Linked DNA regions of Homo sapiens: region 1 is linked to region 2. Evidence: chromatin loops called from intact Hi-C (ENCODE). Cell type or tissue: A673. All regions are shown on one strand.

The links. Peaks named below come from ENCODE experiments on the same cell type or tissue, not always from the same donor. Only the 100,000 strongest peaks of a DNase experiment are listed, where the experiment ranks them.
Region 1: a loop joins it to region 2, with 11 times the contacts of the local background. A loop is called at or near these places in 3 of 110 quality-filtered maps.

The regions. Positions count from the first base shown.
Region 1 is chr12:45,119,079-45,127,078 of GRCh38, reverse strand. No RefSeq gene overlaps it. Among named protein-coding and RNA genes, the nearest start is that of DBX2, 72 kb to the right of the region's middle. In A673, CTCF peaks have their summits at 4,096 (motif pointing right) and 5,664; a DNase peak (open chromatin) is centred at 4,108.
Region 2 is chr12:43,954,824-43,962,823 of GRCh38, reverse strand. All of the region lies in intron 3 of TMEM117 (transmembrane protein 117), which reads right to left. Among named protein-coding and RNA genes, the nearest start is that of TMEM117, 120 kb to the right of the region's middle. In A673, a CTCF peak has its summit at 4,898 (motif pointing left); a DNase peak (open chromatin) is centred at 4,833; H3K27ac peaks cover 1,609 bases.

The DNA.
Region 1 (8,000 bases), 1.2 Mb before region 2:
ACCTAGAGTTGCAAAGATAGGACTGAGAACTACAGTTCGATACCTTTTTACTACTTTGCAGCTGTTAAGTACTACACAACACACTCAAATCTTTGCAGCTGTTAAATACCACACAACACATCCAAATCATAGATCAGGATTAGCCATTATTTAGTTACTCTTTGGTGATTCACAAGTCATATAATCTTACAGTGCCTTAAGCTTTAACTTTTTGTAGGCCAGTTATCACCCTGTAGCTAAGGGAAATGCCAGTTGAAAAAACGTTAAATTCTGGAAGAGTGAGACTTATCTTGCAGTAAACCTCAATACATTGCTTTTGCAGGAGATGCTATTTAATCCAACAAGGTAAAATTATTTTATACAGACATTTTGCCTAAGCATAGGAATGAAAAAGATGTTATCAAGGTATCTATACTGCTTATTTTGGTGGTAAACCTTACCCCCAGTATGAAATATTGTGTACTGTTATGTTGAGCACTTCAAATCTTTTTTTATTTTTTATTCTCAGCATTTGAATGAAAATCCTAGATAGCTAAAGGATTTTTTTCTCACAGGTGAAGAAGAAGCACATTATCAGCAGCAGAAATGGTTTCTGGGAATTTATTATCAGTCATCTTTGTTTTAATCAGTGCCAAGTATTTTTTGACATTTGCTGAACTTGGTTTCCTTTTAAAGTGCAAGAAGTTGTCATAATTAAAAGCAATGGCAGCACATAAATGAAGAAAAATGGAAGTATTCAAAATGAGAATGGAATCCTAGGCTGCAGGTGCTGGGAAAGACTGCCTAGTCTAAGCACACATACCTGGGTGATGAAGAAAATCAGGTATCAGTGACAGCTGTGAGAATATGTCATGACTCAGTCTACATTCATGGGTGAGTCTTTAGTCAACCTGTTGACCCGCCTTTTTTAAATTGAGTAATGAATCCACTTCTGGATACTCATGTGGAGATGTGTTACAGTTGGGAGATGACAGAAATGTCATCGTGGAAAAATAGCTGGGCATTTGACAAGGCTTGAAATGTGATTATACCAACTGACTGCTGCTTGGTAATCAAACTTCAAATGAGCAGTACTTTGGGGCAAACAGACATGGCTCATGACTCCCCAGTCTGCATTCAGCTCTCCATCCCTCCTCTGATATATTGTATTGCTCTGCTCACCAGGAAATTAAAAATCAGAGGCCAGTTGATTCTTCTTACTTTTTTTTGAGACAGGGGTCTTGCTATGTTGCCCAGGCTGGTCTTCAACTCCTGGGCTCAAGCCTCTACCTTCTGAGTAGCTGGGATTACAAATGCCCACTAGTGTGCCCAGAGCAAGAGAATTCTTAATGCTTAGCCAAAAGCAAATGTTTTAAGCAGTATTTTTATATACATTCCTATTTGAGTAATTAATAGCAAGATAATCTTCTCTGGCAAGTTATCCATCCTTCATGAGTATTCCGCTTGTAATTAGAAGCTTGTGCCGATGTGAGCAGACAAGCCTATAGGGCTCATTTTCAGGAGAGAAAATTTATTCCTTAATTCAGTATACCTTATTCAGTGTATTTTTATTGTTCGGTAAACATAGTACCTACCGCATGCCATGGATTAAAGATTCAAAGTGAATAAACTGACTCCCTGCTTTTTATAATTGGAAGGACAGATAATTAAACATGATTACATATGGACACAAAACATTATATACACTAAGATAGGATAGAGTGGGCACATGTTTCTATGGGAGAATTTTTGATAGGCACCTAACCTACCCTTTAATAGTCACTTGACCCCTTTGCAGATGAGGGAAAGGTCTGGGGGAGAAGACAGTTAAGCAGAGCATTTAAGCGCACATATAAGCCAGAAAAGGGGAACAGAAGAGAAGAGAAAAATCTAAGCAGAAGGGCTAAAATGTGCAAAGGTCAGGAGGCAAAACAAAGAGCATGGTAGATTTTTGGAACTGCAAGAAATTGGTACAGCTGGAGCTAAGGAAGGGCCAGATCATGAAGGTCTTCAAATGCTGTTCCAAGAAGTTTGGATTTTACTCTAATGGTTCTAAGGCAACGCTGAAGGGTTTTTAACAGGAAGGAGAATGGTTGAATGCACGGAGAAGGCATTGGCATGTGGGTGAGCCTGGAGGCATGGATTCTAGTTGGGAAGCTATTGTGACAATGCCAGCTGAGGAAGCAAAGTGCCTGAAGGACTACAATTCACATCCCCAATGTGACAGCCTTCCTACAGCTGTGTGCTGTGAATTGAAAGTTTGTGAGGAAAGAAGAGGTGAGGATAGAGGAATTTTGAGCTCTTCTGTGCTCTTTGCCCTTTTAAGTGTTGTTAAATCATGGCATCTTCATTTTTAGAGACTCATGCACTCAGAATAGTGTGGTCTGAATACTGTAACTTGATAGAAGAAAAAAACTCATGTTACTCAACACTGAAATAGAGTAATGACACTTGAGTACCTAACAGCCAGATCCAACATGTTAGGGATATTAACAGAGTTGTCAAATTTCACCAGTTCTTACTAATACACTCTTTTGTGTTTATCGTATGACTTGTTCATGAAATACTTACAAATAAATTCATCCATAGGTTAGAGATTAAAATTTTTCCTTCATGAATTCTTAGTTTTAGAGTGAAGAAGACTGTATCTTGTTCACCCAGTGCCTCAGACAGGAACTAGCATATAGTAAGTGCTTAATAGGAGGTTGAAAGTCAAGAATTAAAAACATGCTCCCTGAAATTAATTTTCTGGGACTTTTAATAATTCTCATAAAAATTATAAGGAATTTAACATCAAACAAATATTAACTGGATATAAAATAAGCAAACGCCATATTCATTTGGTATAAATGTAGCTTCAGTTTTATTTGTATGACTTGCAAAAACTCAGTGGGAAATGTGTGGGTGCACCTGAGTGAAGAATTTGGTATTTTGAAACTTAGAACTATTTGAAATGAAAAAAATTGAGTGGTTAAAATAATAGATGGGATGAACTAGGGGTTTAAGGGTGACTCATAATTTTCTTCTCAAGGCTGTGACTCCAGAAAACCCAAGTTCTAGCTTCCTCTAATGCCTACAGAGATGATTCTAGATCAAGGACTGGAGAGCTTTTGAATAAAAGAATTGGGAAAGCCTATGTGTATACATATACCTAACCATCAATTGTGTCCAAATCTTCAGACACAATTATAATATTTATATAATATATACTTATAATTTGTAATTATAAAAACCTCTTAGATTTAAGAAAAATCATATACTTAAAAAATGTTAGTATTGCATTTTCCTGGTCATCTTGAGTGATGCTCTTGAAACATGAAACCTTTATTTTTTCTTTCTTTCTTTCTTTTTTTTTTTGGAGACAGAGTCTCGCTCTGTCGCCCAGGCTGGAGTGCAGTGGCACGATCTCGGCTCACTGCAAGCTCCGCCTCCCAGGTTCACGCCATTCTCCTGCCTCAGCCTCCCGAGTAGCTGGGACTACAGGTGCCCGCCACCACGCCGGGCTAATTTTTTGTATTTTTAGTAGAGACGGGGTTTCACTGTGTGTTAGCCAGGATGGTCTCGATCTCCTGACCTCGTGATCCGCCCGCCTTGGCCTCCTAAAGTGCTGGGATTACAGGCATGAGCCACCGCACCTGGCCAAAACCTTTATTTTTTCAATAGAAGAACAATAGTGCAGCATTTTATATATCTGTGCTCTTATATAACAGTACAGGCATGAAACTCTATTACACTAAACAAATTATGTACTGAATGCATGCTACCATTTTCTTTAAAATGTTCTTTGTATTTTAGGCATAACAGCGCTGCATACAGGAATAATATTTTCATGGAGACTCCTTACTAGATATTTAATAAAGGTCAGTCGCTACCAGTGATGTTCGTAACACCTTGCCCCGAGAAAATTTGCCTTTGAGTATATTATTCTAGATGCCTTTTTTTCTTACTGATATAGGATGTAATTTTATTTAGTTTTAAATTTAAGTTATATGCATCCAAGGAGCTTTTCCATTTTTCTTTGCTACTGCCTATACGATGCCTTAGTTTATTTAACAAGAGTTCCAAGTGGGGAACATGGAGAATTTTAGTGTAAGTGGAAATACTGGGACTTGCATTTTCCTGTTGGTGGCAGCACTTCCCTTGCTTTCTGTGTCCAGGACAGGAAGAGTTTGAATTGAAAGTAATCAGATCAAATTGAGCATTCAGGAAGGGGATATTTGAGTACAGAATGTCTTGAATCAATTAGGTGAATAATAATGAAACGATTATGTATGTACAGTAAAGCAACTTCATTTTTAAAAAACAAATTCACAAAAACAAATTGATTTAGAGATGATATATTTACAGGACAAAAAAAAGGCAAAATCTTTCAGCTAGTGAGCTTTTCTATTGAATTTAAAGTTTGATACTGGCATTAAAATTTTTTAATTTTATCAGTTCATTATGTCCTATTTTCTTTCAAGGAATGGAAGATGTTAACAGTAAGAGAAGTTTGTAGACACACCACAGTAAAGTACACTAATTTTGTATGATATAGAATGCTTTGCATTTGACAGCTTTTTGCAGTTCTATAGGCCTATTACTATGCCTCATCTCATTTTCATCTTCTATCAACTATGTGTAATATCCCCAGCACAAGAAACAAAAGGTTATAAAGGTACAGCAAACTCAAGGTCACAACCTGGTGTAGAACCCAGGACTTGTATCATCTAATCCAGCATCACTTCCACAAACCTTCATTCTTAGGAGGTTTTTTGTTTTTATTTTTTAGTGGAGGCATATGTCTATTATAAATTGTTTTGGACACCTGGCTGTATTAAAATATTGTTGCAGAATATTGAGAAATGTCTTTTACATTTGGAAATAATAGACATTTTTTGTATCACATTTAAAAATATTCCTTTCATTTAAAAATGTTTCAGTAAATTTACTATACCCACATATAAATTTAGGATAGATGCTAATCTTCTTAATAAGTTAATGAATATGTGACTGATATTTTACCCTACATTCTGAAATAATAATTTGACATTACTTTTCTTTATCAAGAAAACTATTCACTCATCAGTTTACATCATGCCCTGATTTCATTTGAGGAAATATTTTAAATGTGCCTTTGATCCAATGATTTAAAGAAATATACATAAAACATAAGCCGAATAAGTAGAAAATTATGTGTAACATCACCACCTTGATTTAATAAGAAGGGCAGAATCTAATTTTATTCTGTCCAGAGAAAAAAAAGGATGGAGATGTGCAGAAGCATTGGGCATCCAGGTGATGCGTACCCAATATCAGTCTGTTAAACTGAGTAATTTTTAAAACTACATTTAATCAGTACATAGCTGGTGCTCCATAGTACTGACTGGTTAATTAACTGACTTTGGTAACTTATTGATCTGACTGGCTTTTTCCTTATCTGTTTTCCTATTTGCTGCCTAGTGGCTCCATCTCTTGTCAATTCGTGTCCAGCTTCAGGCAAGGCTTTTCCCTTAAAACTGATTTTCTTGCTGTTCTTTGGTTTAGCTTTGGAAATGTTCTGAAAAGGGCATTGTTTTTGAGCAGGAGTGATGGCAAATGGTGACTGGACTTCCTGTTAAGTGGCTCCTCTGAGTATGGGAGGGATACAACTGCTGTCAATATAGAAAGACACCTGATTTTGTAGAGATGATTTGCTCCATTTGTCACCTAGTGGTGGCTGAACAGAAGTTCTTTTTTCATGTTTTGTTTTGAACAAAAAAGTTCTTAGCCCAAAGGAAAGTGTGAAATAACTGGTGCGGCTCCGTGGCTCTTACTCTCCTGTATGGCCCAGCTCTGGGATCCTCTGAGCTTGTCAAGTCCCTCCACCTTTCCAGCTTCCCCATATCTCTCAGCAATCTGTTTAGCCTAAGCTACTCTGAAGTGGCGTCCCATTTTCTAAAACCATTCTCCATGCCCCACCCCTCCAAGAGAAACATTTTAATTTCAATAGGGACTTTGCCAGCTGGTTCTTAAAAGAGCAGCAATTAAGCCAATTCACACCAATATGTGTAGTAATCGTTATAATAATATTTACATTTTAGAAGAATACACTTTTAAACAAAGAAATTAATTTATAATGACAGAAGTTCATATAGGTAAAGATAGGTTTGAGCCAAGAGTGTACCAGATACTTATTAAGTGGAAATTTATTCTCATTCTTATTAAATCTAGATATTTTGAAGAATAAGAATTTATTTGGATGAAAGCTGGCAATTTGCTTATTAACTGGTGCCATGCTTGGTCAAATTCTGCTTGCATCTGACTGCCCTGTAAATGGCTAAGCTGCCATGTAGTTTAGTCAAGGACAAGCTCAGTAATTTAGTTGAGGACAATCTCACTGCAACCTCTGCCTCCTGGGTTCAAGCAATTCTCCTGCCTCAGCCTCCCGAGTAGCTGGGATTACAGGTACCCACCACCACACCCAGCTAATTTTCATATTTTTAGTACAGACGGGGTTTCACCATGTTGGCCAGGCTGGTCTCAAACTCCTGACCTCAGGTGATACAACCTTCCTTCTCAGATATGAATGAAAGGGTTACTAATGTTGTAAAATTTGCACCAAAGGGATACTAAAGGCAATTTCTGTCTTTAGCTGGCTATGCGGCTTTGGAAGGCAAGGTATATAACCTTTCTAAACCACAGCTTTCATATCAACTTCATGTGGCCCATGTGTATTATTCCTGGATAGGGAATATCATTAATATTCCCACATTTGTATGTAAACTTAAAACAATTATCAGAATTTCATTGCTGTTATTTATTTACTTTATTTATTTATTTTTTGACGTAGTTTTGCTCTTGTGACTCAGGCTGGAGTGCAATGGTGTAATCTTGGCTCACTGCAACCTCTGACTCCTGGGTTCAAGCAGTTCTCCTGCCTCAGCCTCCCGAGTAGCTGGGATTACAGGCACCCACCACCACACCCAGCTAATTTTTGTATTTTTAGTAGAGACGGGGTTTCACCATGTTAGCCAGTTTGGTCTAGAACTCCTGACCTCGGGTGATCCACACACCTCGGCCTCCCAGAGTGCTGGGATTATAGGTGTGAGTCACTGCGGCCGACCATTGTTGTTGTTTTTAACTTATCAAAATAAAGCTAATGTGAAAGACTAAGCATAGAAATACTGTCAAGAAAACTGTGAAAGAAAACAAATAGTAAAGGGGAGCTTACCATACAGATTTTATTAAGTTGGTGCAAAAGTAACTGCAGGTTTTGCAATTACTGGTGTACAGTAATTTGCCAATGGCAAACCCTGCAGTTACTTTTGCACCAACCTAATAAAACTCCCTATATGGCTACTGCAATCAAAATAATATGAATATTGGCTCAAGAATGAACAAATCAATCAGTGGAACAGAACAGAGAGCACAGAAACTGATTCAGGTATTCTTCAAAATAAGTACTTAATATATGATGATGCTGACATTTCAATTTAGTGGGAAAAGGAAGAATTACCTTATAAATAGTGTTAACATAATGGAATATTCACCTGAAAGGAAAAAAATAGATTTGGAACTTACAGCAAATAGAAAGAGAAATTCCAGCTGTATAAATGACCTAGGTAGAGAGATATATAACTACAAAACATCAAACTATAATGAAAGAGACTATGAATGACCTCGGGGGTAGGATAGGGACCCTCATAGGCAAGGCAGAAAAATCCAGAAACCATTAGAAAATATGCATAGACGTGACTACATAATGACATAACATTTCTGAATGGCAAAAGACACCATTATAAAGTTGAAAGACAAATGATAGATTAGGAAAGAATATTTGCCCTATATGTGACAAGGTGTTAATTTTCCTTATAACAGTGACTCTTGCAAATGGATAAAAGACAAGAAATATAATAGAAAAATATGTACACAATTTGATCTAGCAATTCTCAGAAGAGGAATAGGAATACAAATAGCCAATAAATATACGTAAAGATGCTGTACCTCAGTGTAGTCAGGGATATGTAAATTAGAGAAGTAAAGAGATATCATTTTTCATG
Region 2 (8,000 bases):
CCCAACTAGCTGGGACTACAGGCGCCCGCCGCCATGCCTGGCTAATTTTTTTTGTTTTCGTATTTTTAGTAGAGACAGGGTTTCTTCACGTTAGCCAGGATGGTCTCTATCTCCTGACCTCGTGATCCGCCCACCTCGGCCTCCCAAAGTGCTGGGTTTACAGGTGTGAGCCACGTGCCCGGCCCCTCCTAATCTTTTAAAATATGTATTTTAGGGAGAGAGAATTAAACTATGTAGGCTACAAAATATATATCAAAATCCAATACTTCCCTTTCTTCATATTTTGTTTTTATTTTATTGATCTTCTATTGTAAATGACATAAAGTGGTGGTTCTTAAAATTAAATAAGGATATTAATTTAGTATGTTACTTAAATCAGTATCAGTCTTTGAGTGTCCCAATTCTAAAGAACTTTACTATTGTAAATATTTTGCTCTTTCAAGTCCCATAATCCCACATCTTCTGACACTAACTTAATTATGTTATGCATATTTGCTTCTCCAGAAAAAAAGAAAAAGTAGAGTGTCAGGGTACCCTGGTGGTAGCCTAAAGGCAAATGAAATAGAGAAAAGTTAACCAATTCCAATGTGATGCTCTTCTTAAGAAAGCACAGGCAGCTTACTTAAGTCCACTATGAAAAAAAGTATTACCTTCCTGACCTGGTACCAGAACGGTAGAAGAGTTTGTAGACATTCCTAACTCAGGAGCAAGGATAATGTATAACAGTTGTACTGTCACTGATGCTACCTTAGGAGGGAAATATTTAAATATTAAAATATTTTCTTAATAGGACTCTGTTAACTGTTTTCATCAATTCCTCAAGAATAACTATGGAGTTAATAACAAATAGGATAACCTGCCACAGAAATATCACTTTCTCAGATGGTGCTGGGCGATCTCTTATTAATTTATTAAATCAGACTATATAACTTTTGGTAAGCCTTGAAACCTCAGGCTATCAATATACATCAATTTTCCATGACTAGAAAGTAATTATTTCCTACATACTCACCACTGGGAAGAAGGAACTCAGATAGATCTAAAGATATTCATTATCGTATGGGCTCTAGATAACGAATACACACACAACATGTGCATACACACAGGCCACTGAGTTATTAATTCCCATGCTATCATCCATAATTGTATCAAATTTTTCCTCTTTTTAAAAAGAATTATCAAATAATCATTTAGTTAATATAACTTGTGAACCCTAATGAAATATTATAGATTTTAATATTTACTTTTCATTTATGGAAAATCAAATAAGGAACTGCTTTACATTCATAAAGATGCATTCCAATACCATTCAAGCCAGGTGCCATATATTCCATGGGCTAATTTCACTCTATAAGTATCTTTAAGATTACACATTAAGTACTATGGCATAAGACTTTCCTATTTATTAAAGACCTACTGGAGCCAGGTATTCATTTGGGCATTTTGTATGAAATTAATAATAACTATTACAATTGCATGATAACGTAATAATATTATTGCCATAAATTAGGTCATTTCATTATATTGGCCAAATTATTTATTGTTTTTAATTACAGCAATTAATATTTATTGAGAGCTAAAGTACTTCAACTAAAATATATGTTTTCTGTTTTTATAATAGCTACTAATATTTATCAAGAGTTCATTATATGGTGGGCATCATACCAATTGTTTTGCATTTATTATCTTCCTTGATTGTCACAACAACCCTGAAATGGGTACTAACATCCTCATTTTACACTTGAGGAAACTGAGGCTCAGAAAGTATAGTTTACTCAGAGTCACATGGCTAAAGAATGCTGGGACAAAAGTCCATGCTGTTTCTATTATATCACACTGCCTCCCACATAAAATAAAGCCAAAGACAACCAAGATTTTTTGCAACCTTAAAAATTTAGTTTGCCTCTTCACCTTGGAAGCATGCATTTCCCCCAGATTAATGATGATGATGATGTCAGGAATAGTAATATTAATATCACTATTAATATCATTAATTATAAATGATATAACAACTCATTTCTAGAAAATGAGAAAACTGTCTAACGTTTCCGCATTATTTTTGCTCTATGTAGTTAAGATGGGGCTAACATTCAAGTATTTTATTTGCCAAATCAGAATTTTCCCCCTCTAACAAGCTGATAAAATATTTAATAAGAGAGCTGGAGTAAACAACCATGAATAACGATCACAGAACACCTCTTAAGTGTGTCAAATCAGTGTTCATTCTGAATAGGTAATAAAGCACTCCCACAGAGTAACAAGGATCCAACATTGACTATGTTTTTCACTAATGTTTTAAAACTTCACCAATTCAAACAACACTAACTAAACTCGTGATAATTTGGATATGCTGTGCTATTTTACCTTTGTACTATTAAAACCAAGTAATGCAAAACCAATAGTATTAACAGCAGCAAACTGTGCCCTACTGCTGTTTCCTCTAGCTAAATAAGTCTAGTCTCATTCTCTTTCTTCTTCCTCCCTCTTACCCCCTTCCCTCTCCTTCTCCCTCTCCCCTTACTCAACCCCCCTCTCCAGGGCCTCCCTGGGTCAACCCCCTTGACCAGAATCAGCCATTCATTTCCAGCCTTTCTTGCCACCAGCCCTTTCTCGGCAACTGGCTCTGCCCCTTACTCCCAGCCTTAGTAATTAATTGTGCTATTATTGTGAATTAATCGTACAAGCAAGTCAATGTTTAGCCTAATTAAGAGTGAACCCAACAAATTATCTAAAGCACCACTCCAGCAGAATTTGCATCCAGCCTTGTATGAGCAGCCAATCAAGCTTTTCAGCTATTGAATCAAGGAGTTCTGGGCTTCATTAAAACATACAACTCGGCTCTCTTCCCACACTAGCTCCTGAACCCTTTCCCAGTCGTCCATTCTTTACCCACCCCTAAATGCTGTGTTTAGCTACATACCTTTGGAAATCATATTGTATCTCTTTTTTTAATTTGCTACAGTTGGTAGCTTTGTACTTCAATAGTTTCATCAGTTTAGGTCACTTATATTTTATTAAATTTAATTTTTTTCTTACCACCTCCCAAAATAAATTAAACAAATACCACCTCCCAAAACAAACAAATATCACCTCCCAAAATAAATAAAACAAAGAAGCAAACACACAAACACTCCTTCCTTGGAAGGAAGCTACCGGTGTAAACAATGGAAGCAGGCTGACCACCTTATTACTTGAAGAGCAATAAGAAGTGAAAATCACTGTTCTTATCAGTAAAAATGTGCACCTGGGCTTCTACTACTCAATCAATATTGACTAGAAAAGGAAAAAAGTTTGTGTAAGGGATCAGAAAGCATTACTGAAGGTGTTGAAAATGGTGAACTTAACAAAAATTTAATTAAAAATAAACTACTGCTTAAAGTAAAAGTTCACCCTGATTTTTTTCCACTAAATGATAAATCAGCCTTGAGAAAAATTATGTGCTGAAGCCTACAACTGTGACGACAGAAACTGAAGCTACAAACCAGAGAGTCTTTTCATACTTATGAACCACTGTATTAGTGATTCTTTCAAAAATCGGGATAAATGTAAGAGCTCCAGAGGCTAAGGCCTAAGTCAGCTTGGTGCATGGACTTTAATTGGATCTTGAACAATTTCTTTCAGCCTTCGAAGTCTATGCCAGTCTCTCCCTCATTTATTTTTCCTATTTATCCTTGCTTGCTTTTGCTGCCCCCTCAGCACATAGAAACCATGCATTTTGGCCGGGCGCGGTGGCTCACGCCTGTAATGCCAGCACTTTGGGAGGCCAAGGCGGGCGGATCACGAGGTCAGGAGATCAAGACCATCCTGGCGAACATGGTGAAACCCCGTCTCTATTAAAAATACAAAAAAATTAGCCGGGCGTGGTGGTGGGCGCCTGCAGTCCCAGCTACTCGGGAGGCTGAGGCAGGAGAATGGCGTGAACCCGGGAGGCGGAGCTTGCAGTGAGCCGAGATCCCGCCACTGCACTCCAGCCAGGGCGACAGAGTGAGACTCTGTCTCAAAAACAAACAAACAAACTAACAAAAAAAGAAACCATGCATTTTACACTTTAGGAAAGTCTCCATTTCAGATATTCTCTCCTGCCACCTCCTTTGGTGCAGTCGTCCTGGTCAGATCACACTTACTGAGGGTACTCACCACACCCAGCCAGATGAGTTCTCCACGTGACTTCTTACTAAAGCTTATCAAAAAGGAAACAGAACAGAGAGACAGAGTCTATTCCATTCTCATTACAGTCACCACCTAACTTTCACCTTCACGTTGTTCAGGTCCTGAATACGTAACATTTATTTTCAAATAAATAGTAACATTTATTTTCAAAATTGCCTGTATCACTTTGTCTTATTTCTCAATTTCTCTCTCTGAAATACTTAACACATAGTGATGTATTAATATTGGTAATTGATTCTCTGGAAAAGGCTTTGTATCAAGAAAAATGGAACTTTTCCTTTTGATTAACACTAAAAAAATCAGCTTCTTCATATTCTGCCCCAAATAGTATGCGCTCTTTGGAAACATTCCAGTTCACAGAAGGATTTTTACCAGTGAGTCAAATGTCTAATTCCCTCAGTGCTAGACACAGTATTTATCATTATAATATGAAAATAAGTCTATAAACATATAGATGCATATGCAAGCATATAAGTATCTATGCATACTGTTACTTAAACCTGTTTTGGAACATAAAGTAAAAGGGGCCAAGCACATCACAAAATAACAAGTGCTTATTAAAGAGTTCACTATGTATTTCCTCAAAAAGCCCATTAACAACACAGCAGGAGAATATTTCAACACCAAGTTTCAGAAATTCAGAAGGGGGAAGATACCCTTCTTTTCCTGTGATTCATTAATGAGACAATCAGTGCTGAAAACATGCCTTTTGCTGCCATCAAGTGGCTCTTTTCAGAATATTCTGATCAACGTCATGGTGTGCTAGCACTGCTTCCCCCACCACTTCCTTCCTTGTACATTATACATTATCATCCTTTGGGGAACAGGAATATTTGAAAAGACCAAGCAAGCCTTTCCTAAATTAGGGCTTTATACTATGGATGCTATAAAAATTACATTACTAAGAAATTATTCAGAAAGACAACTTCAAAAAGTGTTTGAAGTACCCAAAACTGAAAAATCCTTCCCAGCCCTGGGTGACCTTTTCAGTTTCTAGTCAGTAAAGATTTTGACCTGAACTTGGGAGCATGCCTCTCTTTATTAATACCAAATAAATAATTTCTAAATAGACTGGTTCAGGGTACATAGTTGAAAAGAGAGGAAATTAGAAAATGTATTTGGAATAATTTTTAATCAAGTCAAATCCCATTACTATGGAAGAAAATAGTTTTCTATTGATGTCTCATTTTCTCAAGCCTTCATTCCTATATATAAATAATGCAGCATATTGTATAGTCACTGCAAAAGTTCAACTGTGATTACTATAGAATTCTCATTTTAATATAGTTGGTTGCCTAGCTCCTTTTTCTTTGAATATCTTGCCTTTTTTATAGCTTTTTCTTTTTTTAAGTTCTGGGGTACATGTGCAGGATGAGTAGGTTTGTTTCATAGGTAAATGTATGCCATGGTGGTTTGCTGCACCTATCAACCCATCAGCTAGGTATTAAGCCCAGCGTGCATCAGCTCTTTTCTCTAATGCTCTCCCACTCCCACTCTTCCCCAACAGGCCCCAGTGTCTGTTGTTCCCCTCCCTGTGTCCATGTGTTCTCATTGTTCAACTCCCACTTATAAGTGAGAATATGCAATGTTTGGTTTTCTGTTCCTGCATTAGTTTGCTGAGGATGATGGCTTCCATCTTCATCCATGTCCCTACAAAGGACATGATCTCGTTCTTTTTTATGTCTGCATACTATTCCATGGTGTGTATGTACCACATTTTCTTTATCCATTCTATCACTGATGGGTATTTGGGTTGATTCCATGTCTTTGCTATGGTAAATAGTGCTGCAATGAACATAGGTGTGCATGTGCCTTTATAATAGAATGATTTATAAATCCTTTGGGTATATACCCAGTAATGGGATTGCTGGGTCGAATGGTATTTCTGGTTCTAAATCTTTGAGGAATCACCACACTGTCTTCCACAATGGTTGAACTAATTTACATTACCAACAGTGTAAAAGTGTTTCTATTTCTCTACAACCTCACCAGCATCTGTTGTTTCCTGACTTTTTAATAACTGCCATTCTGACTGGCATGAGATGGTATCTCATTGTGGTTTTGATTTGCGTTTCTCTAATGATCAGTAACATTGAGCTCTTTTTCATGTGTTTGTTGGTTGCATGTACGTCTTTTTTTTTTTTTTTTTTTTTGAGAAGTGTCTGTTTATATCCTTTGCCCACTTTTTAACAGGGTTGTGTTTTTACCTTGTAAATTTGCTTAAGTTCCTTATAGATTCTGGATATTAGACCTTAGTCAGATGGATAGATTGCAAAGATTTTCTCCCATTCCATAAGTTGTCTGTTCACTCTGATGATAGTTTCATTCACTGTGCAGAAGCTCTTTAGTTTAATTAGACGCCATTTGTCAATTTTTGCTTTTGTTGCAATTGCTTTCGGCAATTTCATCATAAAGTCTTTGCCCATGCCTATGTCCTGAATGGTATTGCCTAGATTGTCTTCTAGGGTTTTTATAGTTTTGGGTTTTACATTTAAGGCTTTAATCCATCTTGAGATAATTTTTGTATAAGGTGTAAGGAAGAGATCCAGTTTCAATTTTCTGCATATAGCTACCAAGTTCTCCCAGCACCATTTATTAAATAGGAAATCCTTTCCCCATTGCTTGTTTTTGTCATGTTTGTTGAAGATCAGATGGTTGTAGATGTGCGAGTTTATTTCTGAGTTCTCTATTCTGTTCCAATGGTCTACGTGCCTATTTTCGTACCAGTACCATGCTGTTTTGATTACTGTGGTGTTGTAGTAAGTTTAAAGGCATCATAGCATGATACCTCCAGCTTTGTTCTTCTTGCTTACAACTGTCACTTTAGCTATGCGAGCTCTTTTTTGGTTCCATATGAATTTTAAAATAGATTTTTCTAATTCTGTGAAGAATGTCAACGGTAGTTTAATGGGAATAGCATTAAATCTATAAATTGCTTTGGGCAGTATGGCCATTTTCATGACATTGATTCTTCCTATCCATGACCGTGGAATGTTTTTCCATCTGCCTGTGTCCTTTCTGATTTCCTTGACCGGTCTGTAGTTTTCCTTAAAGAGGTCCTTCACTTCCCTTGTTAGCTGTATTCCAAGATATTTTATTCATTTGTGGCAATTGTGAATGCGAGTTCATTCATGATTTGGGTTTCTGCTTGTCTGCAGTAGATGTATGGGAATGCTTGTGATTTCTGCAAATTAACTTTGTATCCTGATACTTCACTAAAGTTGTTTATCAGCTTAAGAAGCTTTTGAGCTGAGATGATAGGGTTTCTACATATAGGATAATGTCATCTGCAAACAAAGACAAATTGACTTCCGCTCTTCTTACCTGAATACCCTTTCTTTCTTTCTCTTGCTTGATTGCCCTGGCCAGAACTTCCAACACCATGTTGAATAGGAGTAGTGAGACAGGGCATCCTTGTTTTGTGCCAGTTTTCAAGTGCAATGCCTCCAGTTTTTGCCCATTCGGTATGTTATTGATATGTTATTGACTGTTTTTTGTCATAAATGGCTCCTATTATTTTGAGGCATGTTCCTTCAACACCTAGTTTATTGAGTTTTTAACATGAAGCGGTGTTGAATTTTATCAAAAGCCTTTTCTGTGTCTATTGAGATAATTATGTGGTTTTTGTCTTTAGTTCTGCTTATGTGGTGAATTGCATTATTGATTTACGTATGTTGAACCAGCCTTGCATCCTGGGGACGAAGCCAACTTGATCGTGGTGGATAAGCTTTTTGATGTGCTGCTGGATTCAGTCTGCTGCCAATATTTTATTGTGAATTTTTGCATGAATGTTCATCAGGGATATTGGCCTGAAGTTTTCTTTTTTTGTT